Linked DNA regions of Homo sapiens: all the other regions are linked to region 1. A link is a contact called in ENCODE Hi-C or POLR2A ChIA-PET data. All regions are on one chromosome and are shown on one strand. Each heading gives the region's core, a stretch centred on a gene start or an enhancer-like site at or near the end of the contact. The rest is flanking DNA. Distances are from core to core; before and after follow the strand shown. Region 1 holds the start of BORCS6 (BLOC-1 related complex subunit 6). Region 2 overlaps PIK3R6 (phosphoinositide-3-kinase regulatory subunit 6). Region 3 holds the start of MPDU1 (mannose-P-dolichol utilization defect 1).

What was found. A loop is a pair of places that touch in the nucleus more often than their neighbours do. ChIA-PET counts read pairs that join two places held with the same protein, here RNA polymerase II (POLR2A). Pooled maps may share reads with other maps.
Region 2: a loop to region 1 is called in a map with no recorded cell type, with 3 times the contacts of the local background. The contact joins the enhancer-like site here to the promoter of BORCS6 in region 1. A Hi-C loop is called at or near these places in 1 of 37 single-sample maps with no recorded cell type and 3 of 50 pooled maps. POLR2A ChIA-PET finds 5 or more read pairs at or near these places in 2 of 52 experiments (GM12878 and activated T-cell).
Region 3: a loop to region 1 is called in a pooled map, with 4 times the contacts of the local background. The contact joins the promoter of MPDU1 here to the promoter of BORCS6 in region 1. A Hi-C loop is called at or near these places in 1 of 168 maps with a recorded cell type or tissue (naive thymus-derived CD4-positive, alpha-beta T cell) and 7 of 50 pooled maps. POLR2A ChIA-PET finds 5 or more read pairs at or near these places in 1 of 52 experiments (activated CD4-positive, alpha-beta T cell).

Annotation. Positions count from the first base shown.
Region 1 is chr17:8,188,038-8,192,903 of GRCh38, reverse strand. BORCS6 (BLOC-1 related complex subunit 6) reads left to right here and starts at 2,724. Exons shown (of 1, transcript NM_017622.3): 1 at 2,724-4,559. The coding sequence starts at 2,764. The coding sequence ends at 3,837. It overlaps LOC124903913 (a long non-coding RNA gene), which reads left to right. Exons shown (of 2, transcript XR_007065604.1): 2 at 404-1,629. RefSeq lists enhancers at 348-447, 2,265-2,910, 2,653-2,932, 2,911-3,557, 4,696-4,745 and silencers at 3,043-3,092, 3,293-3,352, 3,423-3,472.
Region 2 is chr17:8,855,768-8,860,633 of GRCh38, reverse strand. The region is part of intron 1 of PIK3R6 (phosphoinositide-3-kinase regulatory subunit 6); the gene reads left to right. Among named protein-coding and RNA genes, the nearest start is that of PIK3R6, 9.5 kb to the left of the region's middle. RefSeq lists an enhancer at 935-1,194. Within about 2 kb of position 1,918, at least 8 of the 41 ENCODE cell types and tissues checked have a DNase peak (open chromatin) inside an H3K27ac peak, as active enhancers do; they include GM12878, where a contact is called at or near this core.
Region 3 is chr17:7,580,645-7,585,510 of GRCh38, reverse strand. It overlaps MPDU1 (mannose-P-dolichol utilization defect 1), which reads right to left and starts at 1,659. Exons shown (of 7, transcript NM_004870.4): 1 at 1,546-1,659. The coding sequence starts at 1,648. It overlaps MPDU1-AS1 (MPDU1 antisense RNA 1), which reads left to right and starts at 1,419. Exons shown (of 2, transcript NR_136402.2): 1 at 1,419-1,593; 2 at 3,348-3,537. It overlaps CD68 (CD68 molecule), which reads right to left. Exons shown (of 6, transcript NM_001251.3): 4 at 4,728-4,800; 5 at 4,445-4,615; 6 at 3,400-4,133. The coding sequence ends at 4,000. RefSeq lists enhancers at 214-1,086, 1,321-1,850, 1,087-1,961, 1,961-2,010, 1,962-2,835.

The DNA.
Region 1 (4,866 bases), core at 1,475-3,974:
CAGGCCAAAAATGATGGTGGTTTGGACCAGGGCAGAAACAATGGTAAGGATGAGAAGTGGTCAGATTCTGGATGTATTTTCGAGCAGAACCAACAAGATTTCCTAAAGGATTGGCCATGGATTATGACAGAAAGAGGAGTCAAGTACAACTCCAGGGTTTTTGGCCTTGGCCACTGGGAAGATGGAGTTGCCACTTACTGAGACAGAAGTCACCGTAGGAAGAAACAAGGTTTTGCGGGGGAGGTGGTGCGATAGGGGTGGGGCAAGGAACCAAATCACAGGAAGGATAAAGGTGGGGCTATCTTCAGGCTGGCACAGGAATTCAAACGCTCTCAGAACTCATGCCTCTTCATCTTTTGTCTCTGGTTCTCTTCCTTATCAGCCTCATTCTTTCCTTCTACAGACAGCGATCTCCTGGACATGAAAGATGGACAAGCTGATACCCAGCTTGAGCTCTCAAGAGAACAGAAAGGCGTCTCACACTCTCCACAAAGCTAGAAACAAACAACACTGTGGAGGATTTTTACTGGTCATACATTGGGTCATGTGCCCTTCCCTGAGCCAATCTGCAGTCAGAAGGATGAAGTACTCTAATTGGCCAGTTTTGGGTCACGTGCCTGTTCCTGGCTGTCATTGCACCAACACATCAGGGAATGGGGAGTTGAGGAGTGAGGAGCTTCCCCTACACAGAGAGACGGTGGGTAGCCCATTTGTCCGCTAAAACCTTCAAGATACATCTAGAATGCATCCATCCACATCGTGCTAGGCTGAGCTACTATCACCTGGTACTTGGAACCGCCTCCTCACTGGTCTACCGTCTCCCTTGCAAACATTTTCTACAACAGCCAGTAATCCCTAAACATGAATCCCATCACATCACTCTCTTCCTGTGCTCAGCTTCCCATTCTCAAGGGAAGTCCTCCCATCTTCTAAAGAATATCTACCTACCCAGCCCAATTATATATGAGCTTTTTAGGTTTTTTTTTTTAGAGCAAAGGAATGACAGGTTTTGTCAAGCTGCAGGTGACTATAAGATACAGACAGCTGACAATTGTGGACTCCTCAGGCGTGGTGAAAGATTGAGCTACTATCATTAGGGTTGGCTGGCTAGGACCCCGGCAGGCACCTGGGGATAGTAGTGCTGGGAAGTTCTGGGGAGTTGCACTTCTGAATGCTGGCATGACACTGCCTCAAGACATCTCTCTATCCAAATGGAAAAAACAACCACATCCTTTGTCAGCTAAGGAGAGTTAGCAAACTGTTTTTATTAAATACTGATGTCTGGCCGGGCACGGTGGCTCACGCCTGTCATGCTAGCACTTTGGGAGGCCGAGGCGGGTGGATCACTTGAGGCCAGTAGTTCAAGACCAGCCTGGCCAACATGGTGAAACCCCATCTCTACTAAAAATACAAAATTAGCCGGGCGTGGTGGCGGGCGCTTGTAATCCCAGCTACCCGGGAGACTGAGTTAGGAGAATCGCGTGAACCCAGGAGGCGGAGGTTGCAGTGAGCCGAGATCGCGCCACTGCACTCCAGCCTGGGTGACGGAGTGGGACTCTGTCTCTAAATACATAAATAAATAAATAAATAAATAAATAAATAAATAAATAAAAATACTGATGTCTCCAAGCTTTGGCTATGTGTTGCAATGTACAACCTTTCCAATGTCGCTGCACCATTGCATTTAGAGGAAATCTCCATTCCCTAACAGGAACTACAAGGCCCCCTGCATGACGTGGCCCCTGCTGCCTGTTCAGCTCCTTGGCTCGAAATCCTTCCCCTTATCTTGCTGATTTTGTTTTAGTCCCAATGTCTCCTGCCCCCTCACCTCAGTTTCTTGAATACGTCAAGACTTCTTTGTCTCTGAGAGGTAGCTCAAGTTTTCTTCTCTCTGCCTGGGGGGTGGCTGCGTCTTTTTGGTTCTTTTTAGTTAAAAGTCTCACCAAAGAGGTATTTTCCTGACCCCTTACCTAAACTAGTGCCTGCTCAGTTATATTCTCAATCATAACACTTTATTTCCTGTATAGCACATATCAAAATTTGTGATCATTTCATTTGTTGAATATTTTACCTCGTGGCAAAATCACACGCCATCCTCCAAGGGGCGAGACCCCTCAGTGTGAAAGGGGCAAGAGACACAGAACAAGAGTGACAAACGCATAGGAAAGCCCAGAGGCCGCTGCCTTGACCACAGTGGGTCGCTCTGAGCAGTTCAGTGGTTAGGTCTCTTAACCAAGAAAGATAGAGCAAACCATTCATGCTCATGCTGGACTTCTGGTTTCCTTCTTTTTAGTCAACTAGGTTCAACCCTGATGGTCCAAGAAGGATATGCCATTTTCATCCTAAGAACCTCTCTAGGAACCCCAAGTGGGCTCCCCACTTGGTATTTTTGCTAAGCAATCACTGTTGGGGGGGGTACAATTACAGGCAGAAAGGATCTGAGCCCCACCCCTCGGGACTCAGGAATTTGAGGACCTTGGTCTTTAAGATCTGCCCCATCAGCTTTCAGAAAGGGCGGGGCGACGGGAGCAGCTGTCACCTCCTTCTCTCCACCCTGCCGGCGTTCACGTGTGTTCCGCTGTGCAGTAACAGCTCTTCTTCCGGGACTTCCTGGTCGCCGCGACCAATCAAAATGCTTTTCCTGTCCTTACCATTGTCAGCCGCTGCCAATCGGCTCGCCTCTACCAACGCCCCTTAAAGGCGCAGCCACTGCCTCCGGAGCCGGGGCGAACCAATTCCTCCGTTGCGGCCCCCACCTGCAGTATGGAGTCGTCTCGGGGGCGGCCCGGGCCCGAGACGGACCTTCTGGCTGTAGCGGAACATCAGGCCCTAGTCTTTGGCGGCGGGCCGGGCCGAACGTCCTCTGAGCCGCCCGCAGGCCTCCGGGTGTCCGGGGAGGAAGAGACCGAGAACGTTGGGGGCGCGAACCGCCACCCCAGGACGTCCCCGAAGACGTCAAGCTGCGGCGTCGTCCACCGGCCGGAACGGGAGGCTCTGGAGAACGAGCCCGGCCCTCAAGGGACGCTGTCTGGGGCCGGGAGCCGCAGGGGGGCGCCGGGTGCAGAGCACGAACCTTCCCTGTCCTCCCGGCACAAGAACCCGGCGCCGCCCGAGGGCAAGCCCTCCTCCGGGAGGGACTGCCGTCGAGGGGGACCAGGCGGCGGGATGGATGTTGAGCAGCAGGAGGAGGAAGACAACGACGAGGAGGCGGCCGCGGGCAGCAGAGCCGGCCGCTCGTTCTCCAGCCGTCTTCAGGACAGCCGCAGCCTGGACGGGCTGAGCGAGGCGTGCGGTGGCGCCGGGTCCTCAGGGAGTGCCGAGTCCGGCGCGGGCGGCGGACGCCGCGCCACCATCTCCAGTCCCCTGGAGCTCGAAGGCACAGTGAGCCGCCACGGCGACCTTACCCACTTTGTCGCCAACAACCTGCAACTCAAGATCCGTCTGAGCGGCGCGCCTCCACCCCCGCCTTCTGCCCCTGCGCGGCCCTGCCCAGCGCCTGCACCCACACCCACACCGGCCATTCCCCCAATCGACCCCGAGGTGCTGCGGGATCTGGAGCGGTTGAGTCGGGAGCTGGGAGGCCGGGTGGACCGTCTGCTTCGCGGTCTGGGTGGCGCGGTGCAGGAGCTGACGGCGCTGAGCGTGGGTTGCATCCAGACCTACCGCGATGCTGTGGACTCCTTAGGTGAAGCCGTGGACATGAGCATCAAGGGCATGTACACCCTGCTGGCGCGCTGCGAGGAGCTGGAGCGGGCTCTGCAGCCGGTTCAGGGGCTGGCGCGCCAAGTCCGGGATATCCGACGTACTCTGGAGGTGTTGGAGGCCCTGTGCAAGTGACCAGGAGGACAGGAGAGGCCGGTCCTGGCCAGGGCAGGGCCCAGCAGGACCCTAAGGACTCTTCAGGGAGTCCTGGTGGGAAGTGCCCACTGAGGGGAGGCCTGTGTGTTGGAGGCTCTTCCAGATGCGTTCAGCTGGCCCGTGCCCACTCGCTGGGCCTTAGGCTGGTGTATGTGGGGAAGTTCTAACGGCTCTCCTGGTGGGAAGGGATGTTGCTCTGCTTGTATTCAGTTGGCCATCTGTAGCTACCCTGTTCTTCCCAACTCTCCTCCCTAGCTAGAGCACCAGCCCTGGGAACACGGGGCTTTAGGTCTGCTTGAAGGTGAGGACGTGACTCCCACATGTAATCAGGAGAAAGGGACAGAGGAAGCCCCAGCCCCCACTGTGGCTATCCTGACTCCAGTGGCCACATCTCAGGTGCCAGGGGCTGTGGGAGCTTGTGCCGTCCTTGGCCAAACACCCCGCAGGCAAAGATGCACCCCTGCTGATGGAGAGCCTTCTGCTTCTGCCCTCTGGCCCTCTACCATACCACTTCCCCAGCCAGAACCGGCGTGCAGCTAGGAGGAATGGGTTGCACGGCGGAGGGGGTGAGGTGGGAGGCGTCTCACTGCTCTCAGGGTTCAGGTAGAATGTTGCTGGTTTTGAAGCTCACCTGTTGTGGAGTGTTCTAATCAGTTTTGGCTTTCTGAGTTTTTGTGGAATTAAAGTGCTGCTGCTGCGAAGGCTGAGGCTGAGTCTGTGTGGGGTTGCAGTGATTAATAAGCCAAAGGAATGGGAATGAGGGTCGGTGTTGTTCACGCAGCTCCCTTGGGGCTGGTGCTGGGAGTGGGGTGGGGGTGGAGATGTCTCAGGCTCCGTGGGGAAAGATATGGTTCTTGCTCTTAAGCATCTGGTCTGAGGGGAAATGTGAGGACACAGATAATCACTCACAGGGGCCCAGAGATCCGGTAACCACAGAAACGTAAAAAAGATGCTCTAGAAGAGAAGGGGAAGAAATTGTCTTCTCAGGTCCTCATGAATAGGCAGGGG
Region 2 (4,866 bases), core at 669-3,168, 670 kb before region 1:
TTAAATGTTGGCCACAGATTCAAATTTCCAAAAACTGTGGCTTCTCCTGGGGAAGGAAACTGATGGGCCAGAGCAGTGGTCCCCAACCTTTTTGACACCAGGAACCAGTTTCATGGAAGGCAATTTTTCCACGGAAGGGGTTTGGGGGTGGGTAGGGGTTTACTGGGTGGGGAAGGGGGCTGGGGCTGGGGCTGGGGATGGGGATGGATTCGGGATGAAACTGCTCCACCTCAGATCATCAGGTATTAGATTCTCTTAAGAAACGGGCAGCCTGGATCCCTTGCATGCGCAGTTCACAATAGGGTTCGAGCTTCTATGAGAATCTTATGCCCACACCGCCCCCCGCCCCAGGAGGCGGAGCTCAGGCGGTCCTGGTGGCTCACCAGCCACTCACCTGCTGCTGTGTCCCTAGTTCCTAACGGCCCACGGATCAGTGCCCATCCGCAGCCTGGGGTTTGGGGACCCTTGGGCCAGAGGATAGCTAAGAAGGAGTCTGGCTTTTCACTGCATAGCTATCTGTGCCTTTCAGATTTTTACCATACGCATGGTTTTTTATGTGAAAAGTGAATTTTAAAAATATACTAGACAGAGCAAAGTCTCTGAGAGTCTCTTACATGAGTCTGCGAAATGGTTAGTCTTCTTAAGCATTGTATTAGTCAGGCCACTCCAGAGGAACACAACAAATAGGATAGAGAGAGAGACTGGGAGGTGGGTGGGGAGTGGGTAGAGAACAAAAGGATGTATTAGCAGGGATTGGCTCCTGTGATTGTGGAGGCTGAGAAGTCTGTAATCCGTGGTCTGTAAACTAGAGGCCCAGGAAAGTCAGTGGTGTAATTCCAGTCTGAGTCCAAAGGCCTGAGAACCAGGGAAGATGACGGCGTCAGTCTCAGTCCAAGTCCGAAGGCTGGAGAACCAAGAGCGCTGATTTTGTCCAAGGGCAGGATGGATGTCCCAGCTGAAGCACAGAGAGCACATCTGCCCTTCCTCCTCCCTCTTCTCCTATTCAGGCCCTCAGCAGATCACGTGATGCCCACCCACATGGCTGAGGGCAGATCTTGACTCACTCCCTGCATTCAGATGCTCATCTTTCCTGGAAATAGCCTCATGGACACCTCCAGAAATAATGCTTCACCAGCCATCTGGGCCTCCCTTGGCCTGGTCAAGTTGACACATAAACCATCACAAGCATGCTGCGTGCATGGGGCGGTGAGACAGTTTCAGTGTGCTAATGGTGGGCCATAGGTGTGTGACGTCTGTTCCAGGGGTCTTGGGCAAGTACAGCCACCCTGCGGTCATTATGAGGTGACAGACTGGTAGACCACGCACCCCAGGGGGCAAGGACTATGTCTCATTCATTCATCTCTAACCTCTCAGGTCTTGTGCAATTTCTGCCCCATGGATTATGTTCTGAAGAGGCTCTTTGATTTACTCACCAACCTCAGCCACCCAAAACACTGCCAGGAACTCAGAAGACAGCCAGAGGGCCCTCTGAGCAAATAGAAGTTGCAAGTCCATGGATGGAAGTTTGATGCTCTTTTCATTGATCAGTTCTCAGGCTTTGTTTCTTCATTTTACATACAAGACAATTGCATGTGCTTATTCCGGCTTCCCAGCCTTCAGCAAACTGGCAGTTGGGTGGAGGAGCAGACACAGCCCAGGCAGGGCTGCAGCCAACACAGAAGGCACTTTGTTCAAATCAGAAAGAGGCACCCCTCTGAGTAGACAAATTACAGCAAGTTCCTCTTTGGATGGATGAATTGCAAAACCTCACCCTCCCTGCCTGAGTAAATTACAAAAAGGCCAGCAGAGCGGTGGGCTGGACTGCAGCCTCCACTCACCCACTAAGTGCAGAACACAGCTGGTGCTGCTGAAATGAGGAATCATACATGAGAAGTCAAACAGTAACAGCCACTCAATGTAGGATAGGGCTACCCTCGCCTACTGATAGCTCCTGCCATCGCCACCGTTTTATGGCACGGTGCATACAATGAGCTTCCATTGAGACTCATTGAGAAAACAGCCAGGCGCCTGGCTCACGCCTCTAATCCCAGCACTCTGGGAGGCCGAGGTGGGTGGATCACCTGAGGTCAGGAGTTCGAGACCAGCCTGGCTAACATGGCGAAACCCTGTCTCTACTAAAAATACAAAAATTAGCCAGGGGTGGCGGCGGGTGCCTGTAATTCCTAGCCTCAGGGAGGCTAAGGCAAGAGAATCGTTTGAACCCAGGAGGCGGAGGTTGCAGTGAGCCGAGATCGCGTCACTGCACTCCAGCCTGGGCGACAAGAGCAAAACTGTCTCAAAAAAAAAAAAAAAAAAAAAAAAAGATTAATTGAGAAAACATTCAGAGGCATGGTTTGGTGCTTGAAAGGGCAAGCTTTATTTCCTAAAAAATTCTTCTCATTCCTGAAACGAAGACACATTTGATGTTGATGCATTTTAAGAATGAGCTGCTTCTATTTCCATTTCCTGTCTACGTGCAAGCTCATCCCCTGGGGGCTCTTCCCCCACACTGGTGTGGTCAGCAGCCCCAAAGGACAGGAAATCGACCACAAAGGTCTCCTGTGGGAGGAGCAAGGAAGCAGCACCTGCACAAATATATAGAAACGCTGAATAAATGTTTGATGAGTGAATGCGTGAGTGAATGAAGGAATGAGCAAATGAATAGGGAGGCTTTCTGACAGTTACTGGTAAAGTTTCTTAGAATTTTACTTTCCCTTTTTTTTTTTTTTTTTTGAGACAGAGTTTCACTCTTGTTGCCCAGGCTGGTGTGCAGTGGCACGATTGCAGCTCACTGCAACCTCTGCCTCCCGGATTCAAGCGATTCTCCTGCCTCAGCCTCCCAAGTAGCTGGGATTACTGGCACCTGCCGCCACACCCAGCTAATTTTTTGTATTTTTAGTAGAGACGGGGTTTCACCATGTTAGCTAGGATGGTCTCGATCCCTGATCTTGTGATCCGCCTGCCTCAGCCTCCCAAAGGGGAATTTTACTTTCAATTAAAAATCAGCCCAGAAGCACTCTCCATTTGCCACAAAAATTCCTGGTATCTTACACTTCTCTTTTAGTCTTTATCTGTGAGATTTCTTTTCTTTCGAGGCTGCCCCGTGTTCATTATTAACCCAGGCCGCCCCAGACAGAAGTTTGTGTTCATTTTATTTCACAAAGACAGAGGGGGGTTCTGTGAGGTTTACAGAGGGGAAAGGAAGGCATGCGGACGTCAGGGGAAGTGGCCATGACCCCACGCCCCAGGTTGAGATCTGGGCTCTAGCCCTGGTTCTATCCTTCATGGCCACGTGGCTTTTGGCAATATTCTTCACTTTCATTCATTCATCAAATATTTATCTAAAATAGGTATTCATTGTCCACTGAGTGGCTGCTGCCCTAGATGCTGGACATGCTGCAGTGAAGGAGACACGCCCCATCCCAGTATTTGCCGAGTTCGCATTCTAATGACTAGCCAAGAAAACTAAGCCTGACAGGAAAAATTTCCATACTGATAAATGCTATGAATAAAATCAGAGTGTGCTAGAGTGTGACAGGGAGGGCTATTTTGGACAGGATGTTCAGGAAAGGCCTCTGAGGCAGTGACATTGACAACAAGACCTGAATGTCGAGGGGGAGCCAGCTGTGGGGAAAGCTGGGGGAAGGGTGCTCCAGGCAGGGGTGTGCAAAGGTTACGTTAAACCCACAGCACAACGTTCTTAAATTGACTGGCGGGCTCCCAGATGTTCATGTAATTACTATGTCCCTGAACATAATATATTAGCTCTCTTCTTTTGTGTGTGCCATCTGTTACACAGTAAAAAATAAGGTCAAATATACTTAAGATTAAGAAATCAGAAAATGTAGAAATGTATTAAAAATTACCTGTGACCCCACTGTTTATGGGTAAGTAATATCACTTTTTTTGTAGTTTAGTGTGTATCATTAAAAGGTAAGAGACTGACACACACACAAGTACAGGTGAAACTGGGGAAATCGGAATAAAATGTATCGACATCAACATCCTGGGGTTTTTTGTTTGTTTGTTTTTGAGATGGAGTTTCACTCTTTCACCCAGGCTGGAGTGCAGTGGTAAGACCTCAGCTCACTGCAAACTCCATCTCCTGGGTTCAAGCGATTCTCCTGCTTCAGCCTCCCGGGTAGCTGGGATTACAGGCACCTGCCACCATGCCTGGCTAATTTTTGTATTTTTATTAGAGACGTGGTTCCACCATTTTGGCCAGCCTGGTCTCGAACTCCTGACCTCAAGTGATCCACCTGCCTCACCATCCCAAAGTGTTGGGATTATAGGCGTGAGCCACCACGCCTGACCAATATCTTGATTTTGATACAGTAACATTGTTTGCAAGATGTTATCACTGGGGGGAAACTGGGTAAAGGGTACCCAGAAACTCTGTGCTATTTCTTGCCACTGCATGGGAATTTACAGTTATCTCAGAATTAAAAGTTTGACTAAAAAAGAGATAAAGACTCCTTTATCTGACACTGACCTATTTTCTGACCCTGTAGTTTTTATTTTCGTTTCTAGAATGTCATATAAATGGAACCATACGGCATGCAGGATTTAGCGCCTGGCTGCCTTTACTCAGCATGTCTCTGAGATTCACGCGTGTCGTTGCACGTAGTTCTCTTTTTAATGCCGAGGATTCTGCTGTGTGGGTGTATCACAGTTTGCTCATTCACGTACCCACTGAAGGCATTTGTGTTGTTTCCAGTTTGGGGCCATTCTGAATAGAGCTGCTATATATATCCATGAGCAGGTGTTTGTGTGAACATAAGTTTTTATTTCTCTGGAGGAAAAAGCTAGGGATTACGGGATCATACAGTAAGTGACGCATAACTTTATGAGAAATTGTCAAACTGT
Region 3 (4,866 bases), core at 410-2,909, 610 kb after region 1:
GGCTGGAGTGCAGTGGCCCAATCTCAGCCCACTGCAGCCTCTGCCTCTTGGGTTCAAGCAATTCTCTTGTCTCAGCCTCCCAAGTAGCTAGAATTACAGGCACACACCACCATGCCCGGTTAATTTTTGTGTTTTTAGTAGAGACAGGGTTTCACCATGTTGGCCAGGCTGGTCTCGAACTCCTGACCTCAGATGATCCACCTGCCTCAGCCTCCTTAAAGTGCTGGGATTATAAGCTCGAGCTACCGCACCGGGCCCCAGACTGTTACTTTCCAAAACAGCTTTTCTCCGATGCCTACCACCCCCCACATCCAATCTTCCATTCCCTATAAATTAACACCCAAACTTGGCTTGACCTCCACGGCTCTCCATTGCTTCCCCATATAAAGCTGAGAAATGCCCAAGAGCTCTCTGATCCTTTATTTCCCTTCTCTGGGCCAATGGGTGCCCCATTTCACATGTCTTCTCTCTCCAAAGACAAGTCTTCATACCATTTTTTTTTTCTTATTTTAATTTTGAGACGGAGTTTCACTCTTGTTGCCCAGGCTGGAGTGCAATGGCACGATCTTGGCTCACTGTAACCTCTGTCTCCCGGGTTTAAGCGATTCTCCTGCCTCAGCCTCCCGAGTAGCTGGGATTACAGGCGCCTGCCACAACGCCCGGCTAATTTTTTGTATTTTTAGTAGAGGCGGGGTTTCGCCCTATTGGCCAGGCTGGTCTCGAACGCCTGACCTCAGGTGATCCACCCGCTTCGGCCTCCCAAAGTGCTGGGATTACAGGCGTGAGCCACCGTGCCCGCCCCATACCACTCTTTCTTGAACACTCTGACTGTCCCTGGCCCCTACTCAGGGACTAAACCTTACCCTTTCAAGGCTTGCTTTTATGCCCTGGCCATCCACAACTTCTCTAGCCTTGAAGCCTTCCCCTCAAGGAACTTGGTCTAGTGGGAGTCTGACTCTCACGGGTCATGAATGCGGCTAAAACAAAGTGCCCCACGAGCTCAAGAGAGGTACCATGAACTGACAGGGGCAGACTGACGCTCCCCAAACGGTCTGACGGTGACCCTTGTGGAGCTGTCTCGCAATCAGAAAAAGGAAGGGAGGCAAATTATTCCGAAATCAGACTATGAGCAAACCTGGAGGCTGGAAAGAAAGCAATCAGGGTGGCGGAGCCTTTGGGGGTGCAATGAAGGCCCGATTCATCAGGGGCTTTGAATTAAGTTTAACCCTGCTAGCGATCTAATAAAGGTTGGCATGATTTGACTTAATTTTTATTTTGTTTTATAAAAGTTGACTCTTCGTTTTTCATTGTCGCTACAGCACAAACTCCACAAAGAAGTAATTCCACCCGGTGACTTCCCCACTGGCACTAATATGGTGTCCTCCCTCTAAGGAGCCCGAGACACTTCCGCCCTTCTCAGAAGTGACTTCCGTCCAGCTCGGCATGGCGGCAGTCACTGCCGTCACTTAGTCGCCGATCAAGGCTTGGACTAAGGGCCCACGGTCACTCGAGTAGGACTTGGATCGGATGCTGAATAAAACTCACCGTGAAGCAAGTCCCACTGAACGAAAAGTTGGTCGTAGCATTTCTCAGGTAAAAGAATCGGCACGAGCAGCCGTTTAAGCGGTCCGTCCGCCTCGGCCGCCATATTGCAAAGCTAGCTTCCGCCAGTCTCTCCAGACCGCCATTGACTTTCGTTGCGCGTGCGCGCTGCGGACACTCCGCCTCCCGTTCTTTTCCCGCGGCGAAGCTGGCCCGCCCCGTGCCCCGCTCTTTCTGACGCTACCCACCCTCACTCTAGTGGCGTAAAATAAGTCTCAGTCAGGGACCACGTTTTGGACGCGCTGTTGGAATTGTAAAGCTTGCCGAAGCTGCACGCCTGCGCGGTTAGACCTCCCACGCCTTTGTTGACGCTTCCAGTTTGGAAGCCAGATTTACACCCCTGCCTTTCTCCGCTCCTCCTGCTGGGCGCCATCTTGTCTTCTCCTAGCACACTTTGTATTGTTCGAAGTTGAGAGAGAAGGAGCCGGAGTCTCCGAGGTGGCGTTGGGTGGGGGCGCTACTAGCTCCCGTTCTCTCAGCGTCTCTAGAGGGAAGGGCGCCGGTGGGAGCAGGAGAGTCTGCACCGGGCAGGCCTCCTTAGGTGCCGGGTTGCGCGCAGGGCCCTGTGCTTGTCTCGCCTCCGGTTGGCTCAGGCCTCGGAGCATGAGTGCGCCGGCAACTGCTGGGCCCGGGACAGTGAAGCAGAGGAGGAGGTGGGGGAGGCGAGCCCAGGTCGGGGAAGGGCAGCACCTGAATCACCCTTGGGGCCCAGACCCCCAAGAGTCTCCGGGGAGCCGAGGCCTGGCGAGGCAGTCCCGGGATTCGCCCCCTCCCCGCTGGCCCGAGGGCGCACCACGTGCTGGGCAGAGACTTCGGCGAGGCCGAGTGGACCCTGCAGCGCTGCTTGGGAAAGGGCACCTTGGACTACCTGGTGGGGGCGTTGTGCTTCGTTACCGACCGCCGGGACGCCAACCCACGGTGCCCACCCGTGCGTCATTCCGCTGTGGATCAGCCCTTTGGCGGCCCCCCTCCAAAGTCTACAAGGTCACACGGATGTCTGCAGGCAGAGGTGGGGCTGCTGGGGCCCTGCCAGGTGAGGGCTGCCCTTGTGGGGCAGTCTCTGGGCCTTGGAGGCCGGAAGCCTCCTGGGGCTCCTACGGCTGGGGGGTGCTGCTCATCCTGGCTCCCAGGGATTGCGCCGTAGCCAGCTGTAATGGGTGGGACTGGCGCTCACTGCTGGTGCAGGCTGTGGCCATCTGGGAGGTCCTTTCTGGAATCTGGACCTTGGCTGTCCTGAGAGTGACACTCCTCATCTCAAGTACTGGGGGCATGAAGTTAGGCTTGGCAGGTGGCCCCGTGTGGGGGGCATGCTGTTCCCAGGAGCCCCCAGTGGAGGTCAGAGTACCCACTGCTCCTTCTTGATTCAACCCCTTGTAGGTGGGATAGGAGCATGCCAGGTGCTGCGAGGGTTTAATCGGGCTCTTCTGCTGGCCTTGAATATGGTGGACAGGACAGGACATTCTCATTGCTCAGGAGCCACTGGCGCTGCCTTTGGGAATGAAGTTCCACAGCCCCCCACTCATTGCTTTGGCTGTCTGCTGCATTTGAAACTGTACGAGGGTCAGGAAGAAGGCTGCGGGGATGAATGGCTCTACCGGCTTGCCACGGATGGGGAACTGGAGCAGCCAGTGGCCCCAAGAGGAGGAAGGAAGGGAGGCACGGCAGACCCAACACCAGCTGTGCCAGGCTTTGGGGGGTGAACCCATGAGGCATCGTCACACACTGACATTTTCATCCCTCCTCAGCAGCTGCTTCCGGCTCCCTGAGACCCAGCCATGGAAGGCATAGAAAGGCATGTGACAAGAAACTCATGGCTTTTAATCCTGGCAGGACAAGGAAAACCCCGTCAAAGATTTGCATAAATTTTGCTGCTCTCCTGCTGGGGGGGGGGGGGGGGCAGTTCGTCACATTTAATAAAATTCTCTCCCTCCCTTCTCCCGACTGCATTATCTCATATTTATTTATTTGAGACAGTCTGGCTCTGTCGCCCAGGCTGGAGTGCAGTGGCGCGATCTTGGCTTAGTGGCGCGATGACGGCTCACTGCAACCTCCACCTCCTGGGTTCAAGCAGTTCTGCCTCAGCCTCCCAAGTAGCTGGGATTACAGGCCAGCTGGGATTACGCCGCCACACCTGGCTAATTGTATTTTTAGTAGAGACAGGGTTTCACCATGTTGGCCAGGCTGGTCTCAAACTCCTGACCTCCAGTGATCCACCTGCCTCAGCCTCCCAAAGTGCTGGGATTACAGGCATGAGCCGTCATGCCCGGCTTTCTTTTTGTTCTTCAAGAAAGGGAAGGAAAATAACATTGTCTTTGAGCCAGTTGCGTGTCGAGGAAATAAGGGTACCCCCCCACCACACCCCAACCCCCTCAGTGCCCTGGGGTTTGAAGCAAATGCTCAGAGGGCCTGGTAGGCGGATGGGCGTCTCCGGATGATGCAGAAAGCAATAAGCACCAGGGCGAGGAGGCCAAGAAGGATCAGGCCGATGATGAGAGGCAGCAAGATGGACCGGTCACTGGGGCAGGAGAAACCTGGCGGAAGGATAGGGCAGGTAGGTATTTGCAGTGACGTGCTGGTTGGGATAAAGGTGGGAGGAGGGAATGGGGGGATGCTGGGGAGTAGGAGATTGGTGAGGAGCTCACCGCAGTGACTCAGCAGTGATAAAAGGGGGAAACTGGCAGAGTCTTGTAGAGGATGGAAAGAAAGCTGCCCTGTAGCCATGACAAGCTGGGAGAGCGAGATTTGGGGGGTTAAGAAGAGAGATGAGTGGCTTATGGGCCTGGGGAAGGGGTTTTCAGTGCAGTGGGAGGATTCTAGGAGGGAAGGAGTAGGTAGGTCTTACTTTGCCCAAAGACCCCTGTGTGGGGCAGCTGAGCAGCCTGGAGCCTCAGGGAGAGCAGGTCGAGGTGGACAGCTGGTGAAAGAATGATGCTCGAGTTGCTGCAACTGAAGCTCTGCCCCAGGGGTGCTTGGAGATCTCGAAGGGATGCATTCTGAGCCGAGAATGTCCACTCTGGAGGAGTGAGGAAGGGTCAGATCCTATCCACCTCCCTGGCCCCAGCTTAGTCCTTTCAGGAACCCTGGCGTCTAGTGGTAGCAATGAGAAAGGGAAGGAGGTTACTTACGTGCTGCGTGGGGGAAGGACACATTGTACTCCACCGCCATGTAGCTCAGGTAGACAACCTTCTGCTGGAGGTCCTGTGGGGCGAAGAGGAAGGCGCAGGTGGTATCCCTCTCCACAGAGGAAGGAGTAGCGTGTGGGAT